Regions from separate parts of the Homo sapiens genome. Here region 2 is linked to region 1. Evidence: read pairs that join two places in POLR2A ChIA-PET (ENCODE). Cell type or tissue: Panc1. All regions are shown on one strand. Links, peaks and the distances in the headings refer to the core of each region. The heading gives the core; the rest is flanking DNA. Region 1 has its middle 20 kb from the start of ABLIM1. Region 2 overlaps ABLIM1 (actin binding LIM protein 1).

Region 1 (2,921 bases), core at 270-2,769:
ACAATCCCCCTCACGCCCCTTCTTCTGTGTGTATTATGACATTGCTGTCAGGACAAAAAACCCAGAAATACCTGAGAAAAGTATAAAGCCTGAGAAAAATATTGATAGCATTAAGCCTCTTATCCAAGGAGCATTCTGCCTTCCCACCTTTCCTAAAGCTACACTCCAAACTCTTCTGTATCTGGGTTTAATCAGCAGAAATCTGGCTAACTGGCTAGGTATAGTGGCTCACGCCTGTAATCCCAGCCCTTTGGGAGGCCGAGGTGGGAGGATCACTTGAGGCCAGGTGTTTAAGACCATCCTGGCCAACATGGTAAAACCCCGTCTCTACCAAAAGATACAAAAAATGAGCCATGTGTGGTGGCATGCGCCTGTAATTCCACCTACTTGGGAGGCTGAAGCAGGAGAACCACTTGAACTTGGGAGGTGGAGGTTGCAGTGAGCCAAGATTGCGCCACTGCACTCCAGCCTGGGCAACAGCCAGACTCTGCCTCAAAAAAATAAAAATAAAAAAGAAATCATCTAACTACAGGTTCCCAACTACAAGCTGACTGTAATTGAGTAAACTGGTATTAAAGATTTCTAGCAAAAAACTGTTCATTTTGTAACAGTATTCCAGGCTTCATTCTATCTCCAAACATGGAGAGGAAACACATGAAAGTTGGTGAGTAAAATCTAGGTGAAATACAACTGACAATAGAAAAATACTCACTTGAATTTGCATGGTTTCCTGATGGTTAAAAATCAACCATTCTTTTTTAATTCCTTTAGTTCCTTTACACACATCTAGGTCATATCAATCAAATAAATGTTTTAAAGTGGCATAAAATCAAATCACTTTAATTAGGTATTTCTTTCATTTTATTTCTAATCCTTTTTTTTTTCCTCATTCTCCAGCTAAGCAAAAACATGAACGTTCTTAGCAAACAGGTTTTCAAACAGGGTTTTAGAGCAGAAATAATTAGTACCAAGTAATATTTTGAAAGAATGATGAGTTTTCATTATTGTTTTCATTCTGACTGAACTAACTACATTAACCTGTTGGCAAATTTATTGAACAATCATATAATTGTTTTCTGACTTCATTTCTAAAGCATGTCTCGTTAAGCTAAACTAATCTTTATCGCCTTTGAAACCACGGATTCTTTTTCAAGAAGTCTTCCACAGCTGACTCTTTCTTATTTCTTTCAGTAGTCTAGGGCAGTGGTCTGTAAACTAATGCCTGCTGCCTGTGTTTGTAAATGAAGTTCTGTTGAAAGCAGCCATGTCCATTTATTTATGTATTGTCTACGGCTGCTTTTGTGCTACAATCTCAGACTTGAGTAGTTGCAGCAGAGACCATTTGGCTCACAAAGACTCAAATATTTACTATTGTGCCCTTCACAGAAAAAGTATGCTTTAGGCTAATCACACAAAGCATTCAAATCTTGTATTTCTTAGCTGTTTGCTCTATAAACATCTTATTCATTGGTTTCATCTGTGTACCATTTCCTTGAGTTTGTTAGAAAGTTCCCTAGGGTTAGATTGTCTTTTTATTTTCTTTTTTAAACCAAGAATAAAGTATTTCAGGTTAACTGAGCATAATAATTTTATTTCACTGAGTCTCAGTGCATGTCTATTCATGCCAATACCACTGGTACTGCATAGAAGCTATGGTGGATTATATCATTGGCTGAATTTATCACCCCTCCTTATATCCATGCCCTTTGCCATGTAACTTTGAATGCCCTCTCACTTTGAGACTGGAATTGATGATGTGACTCATCTGGCTTATAGAATAAAGAAGTGACAGTGTGCCAGTTATGAACTTAGCCGTCAAGAGGTCACGCATATTTCTACATGCTGTCTTGCCCTTCTGTGTCAGCATGATGAAAAAGAAAGAAAGAAGGAAAGAAAGAAAGAGAAAGAAAGCAGCATGACACCAACCATATGTCTCATCAAACCTAAAATCTTACTATCTGGCTCTTTACAGAAAAAGTGTGCTGCCTGCTCTTCTGAGGGCTTGCCAGACCCCTGTTGTTTGCTATTAATTTTCTCCCCACCAAACAGGCCAAGTTAGAAATATCTTAAACCTTGCCGGGAGTGGTGGCTCATGTCTGTAATCCCAGCACTCTGGGAGGCCTAGGCGGGTGGATCACCTGAGGTCGGGAGTTTGAGACCAGCCTGACCAACATGGAGAAACCTTGTCTCTACTAAAAATTACAAAATTAGCCGGGCGTGGTGGCGTGTGCCTGTGGTCCCAGCTACTCAGGAGGCTGAGGCAGGAGAATTGCTGGAACCCTGGAGGTGGAGGTTGCAGTGAGCCGAGATCCTGCCATTGCACTCCAGCCTGGGTAACAAGAACAAAACTCCGTCTCAAAAAAAAAAAAAAAAAAGAAATATCTTAAACCTTTTAATAAATTGCATGTTTATTCAACCATGAAACATAAAAATGCAAAATGTCTCATTGGGAAATGCCACATTCTGGAACAGAAATGCCCCAGTTTTCGTCATCCTAAGAAGTCAGGCCAGAAAAACTCTATACTCTTTGGCTCTCTCATTCCTTTGTCTCCCATTCATGCGAGAAGACACTATCTGCCTTTTAAAACTAGGAATATGGATTACTTTGATGAAAATAAAATAGATAAATAAAACAGCTAATAGTTGTTATCCCCTAATTTTGGGCAGCGGTCAAAGGGAGCTTTTGCCTCTCATGTAGTGTTTGAAATTTTTACAATGAAAGCCTATTCTTACATGATTTTTATAATTAAAAATAAGCAAAACACACAGACATAAAACTAAAATAAAATTACCAAACTAGAATCAAGGCCTTGGATTCATAGCACTGTTCAACGTTATAAATAATTTGCAAGAATCTGAATCTCCCAGATGGAACTCTAATTGCCAATTATATAACCCATTCATTATTACGCGGGAGGCAC
Region 2 (2,921 bases), core at 198-2,697, 180 kb before region 1:
GGATCTTGGGCAGATCACAAGCTCTTGGAACCTCTATTGTAAAGTAGAGATGATGATGGTGATGATGGTGGTGGTGATGGTGATGATGATAATGATGATGGTGAGTGGTGCTGGGGTGGTAATGATGATGATGATGATGATGATGGTAGTGATGGTGATGGTGATAATGATAGTAGTGGTGATAATGGTGAAGGTGATGGTAATGATGGTGACAGTGATGACAACAATGAAGACAATGATGGTGATGATGATGGTAATGATGATATTGTGGTGACGATGATGTGGTGGTGATGACGGTGCTGCTGCTGCTGCTGCTGCTGACATTGATGGTAGTGCTGGTGATGATACTGTGATTATTCTGTGTCAATTACTCTTTTACGTACTCCATAAACATTTAGTCAATTTGTGTCACAATAACCTAAGAAGGCAGGAAGTATTATTATCCTTATTTTAAAGATGAGGAAGCTGAGGCCTGAAGAGATTTTATAACTCCTTTACAGTCACAGTTAGAACTGGTGGGACCAGGATGCAAACCCAGGCAGTCTGGCTCTGGAGTGAGTGTTCTTACCCAGTACCACCACTAATAACCATACAGTATGTCACTGCTGTAACTACCTCACAATGATACTGGTGTGATGACCAAAAGACATTTTGAAAATGGTGTGACACATTGCACAAAGTAATAACAATAATGATACGAATAACAATGTAATAACTCTCTGCTCAGAGACAGTCCCAAGGTCATTCACAAAAAGAAGGCACATTAGTGTGGTTTGGATGCCAGTAAAAGGCTCTCTGGATGCCCTGGGCAGGCATAGGAGAGTCACTGTGTTCTATTAACTCACAAGATGAAGGGAAATTACATCAACTTATAAGAGTTCTATCAACTCACAAGATGAATGGAAGTTACATCAAGGCCCCATGTGGCAGGACTTCGCTCTATAAATCATTAGTAAAAACACTGCTACATATACACCATGGAATACTATGTAGCCATAAAAAGGAATGAGATCATGTCCTTTGCAGGGACATGGATGAAGCTGGAAGCCATTATCCTCAGCAAACTAACACAGGAACAGAAAACCAAACACTGCATGTTCTCACTTACAAGTGGGAGCTGAACAATGAGAACACACGGACACAGGGAGGGGAACAACACACACTGGAGCCTGTTGGGGGAGGGTGGCGGGGGAAGAGCATTAAGAAAAAGAGCTAAGGCATGCTGGGCTTAATACCTAGGTGATGGGTTGCCAGGTGCAGCAAACCACCATGGCACATGCTTACCTATGTAACAAACCTGCACATCCTGCACATGTACTATGGAACTTAAAAATAAAATAAAATAATTATATAAAAAGAAAACACTGCTAAAAAACCTAACCCTAGCCCATTGTAATGCCAGGGATGTCTTGACCTATGTATTTCCTTCATCCCAAGATGCTGAACATGTCAAGACATTCGGTGAGCCAGAGTCAAAAGGCATTGAGGAGTCGTTCTGTTTTTGCAGCAGTGCAGGCTTGAGAGGCTCCAGGGTCAGATGCTCAAGACAAAGGAGGCCCTCCTTCGCATGTGTGAGACACCCTTCTGTTTCATTTCTCCTTACATAGGCACCCATGATGGTTCACAGAGAAGCCATGTGCACAAGGCCAGGAAAAGTAACAGAGCTGAACACAGACGGCAGTGCATATGCAAATTTACCAAAAATCAGATGTTGCTGAATCAAAATCATTTAAATTGGAGTTATTTTTAGGAGAAGGAGAAGTATTTCAGATCATGAGCAAAATGAAAGACTAAATAGCGCTCATATAAGAAACAGATAATAAGCTTGCAATTCACTGCAGAGAGGATGCTGTTGACTATAAACTTTTAAAGCCCAGCAGGAGCTTTGTTGTGGCAGACAACGGCATGAAGGTTGGTTTACCAGATACCTGGCCCCAGGCACATAACTGGCAGCCGTCCTGCCTGAGCCTGAGTGGCCAGCGGTGCTGCTAGAGAGCTCACCAGAGCGCCATCACTGCTCTTCCCCATCTATCTTTGTACCCTGCTCCTTAAAAAAAATCACGTCCCCATTTCTGGCCGGGCGCGGTGGCTCATGCCTGTAATCCCAACACTTTGGGAGGCCGAGGCGGGCAGATCACGAGGTCAGGAGATCGAGACCATCCTGGTCAACACGGTGAAACCCCGTTTCTACTAAAAAAAATATTAAATATTAGCCAGGCTTGGTGGCGGGCGCCTATAGTCCCAGCTACTTGGGAGGCTGAGGCAGGAGAATGGCGCGAACCCGGGAGGCGGAGCTTGCAGTAAGCCGAGATCGCACCACTGCACTCCAGCCTGGGCAACAGAGCCGGATTCTGTCTCAAAAAAAAAAAAAAAAAAAAAAAAATCACGTCCCCATTTCTGCATTTTCACATATTCAAAATGCTTTTATAAAAAGACTACACTGTGGCTAGCATGAAACTCTATGAACAACTGACAATTTGCTTATTTAGGTGAGTTTTACAAAGTACCTGCCTACACATTTGAAGTGCAAAAAATTGTTTGCCTTTAATAGTGCTGGTTAAATCAGACATCTGTAGTTATTATTGCTATTTAGTTAATCTCTAAATTGAAGTATGAACTTTAGCATACAAACCAGGATTCTGGGGAAATAACATCTACTCTAATGCAAAATTTAGTGTAAGTCACAACATTTTTTATGAAACCCTTTGTCTGGAAGAGCAGAAAAGAGTTCCGAATTCTTTGTGGACATGAGGTACAGGGAAAGGGCTACAAGCTTTGGAATCAGGAAGTCTGAGAATCATACCTCAATTTACCATCCATAGGGCCTCAAATATGTCACTATTTAACATCTCCAAGCCTCAGGACACACATCTCAAAAATGCAAAGGGCCGGGCTAGACAATTTCAAGTCCTCTTCAGCTG

Evidence for each region. Peaks named below come from ENCODE experiments on the same cell type or tissue, not always from the same donor. Only the 100,000 strongest peaks of a DNase experiment are listed, where the experiment ranks them.
Region 2: POLR2A ChIA-PET joins it to region 1 with 12 read pairs; 2 of 35 experiments call an interaction of 5 or more read pairs at or near these places.

What each region holds. Positions count from the first base shown.
Region 1 is chr10:114,677,279-114,680,199 of GRCh38, forward strand. It overlaps a transcript of ABLIM1 not described here. Among named protein-coding and RNA genes, the nearest start is that of ABLIM1, 20 kb to the left of the region's middle. In Panc1, for the core only: no CTCF peak of the experiment used is centred there; no DNase peak of the experiment used is centred there; H3K27ac peaks cover 2,500 bases.
Region 2 is chr10:114,495,324-114,498,244 of GRCh38, forward strand. All of the region lies in intron 6 of ABLIM1 (actin binding LIM protein 1), which reads right to left. Among named protein-coding and RNA genes, the nearest start is that of AFAP1L2, 92 kb to the left of the region's middle. RefSeq lists enhancers at 1,385-1,464, 1,595-1,694. In Panc1, for the core only: no CTCF peak of the experiment used is centred there; no DNase peak of the experiment used is centred there.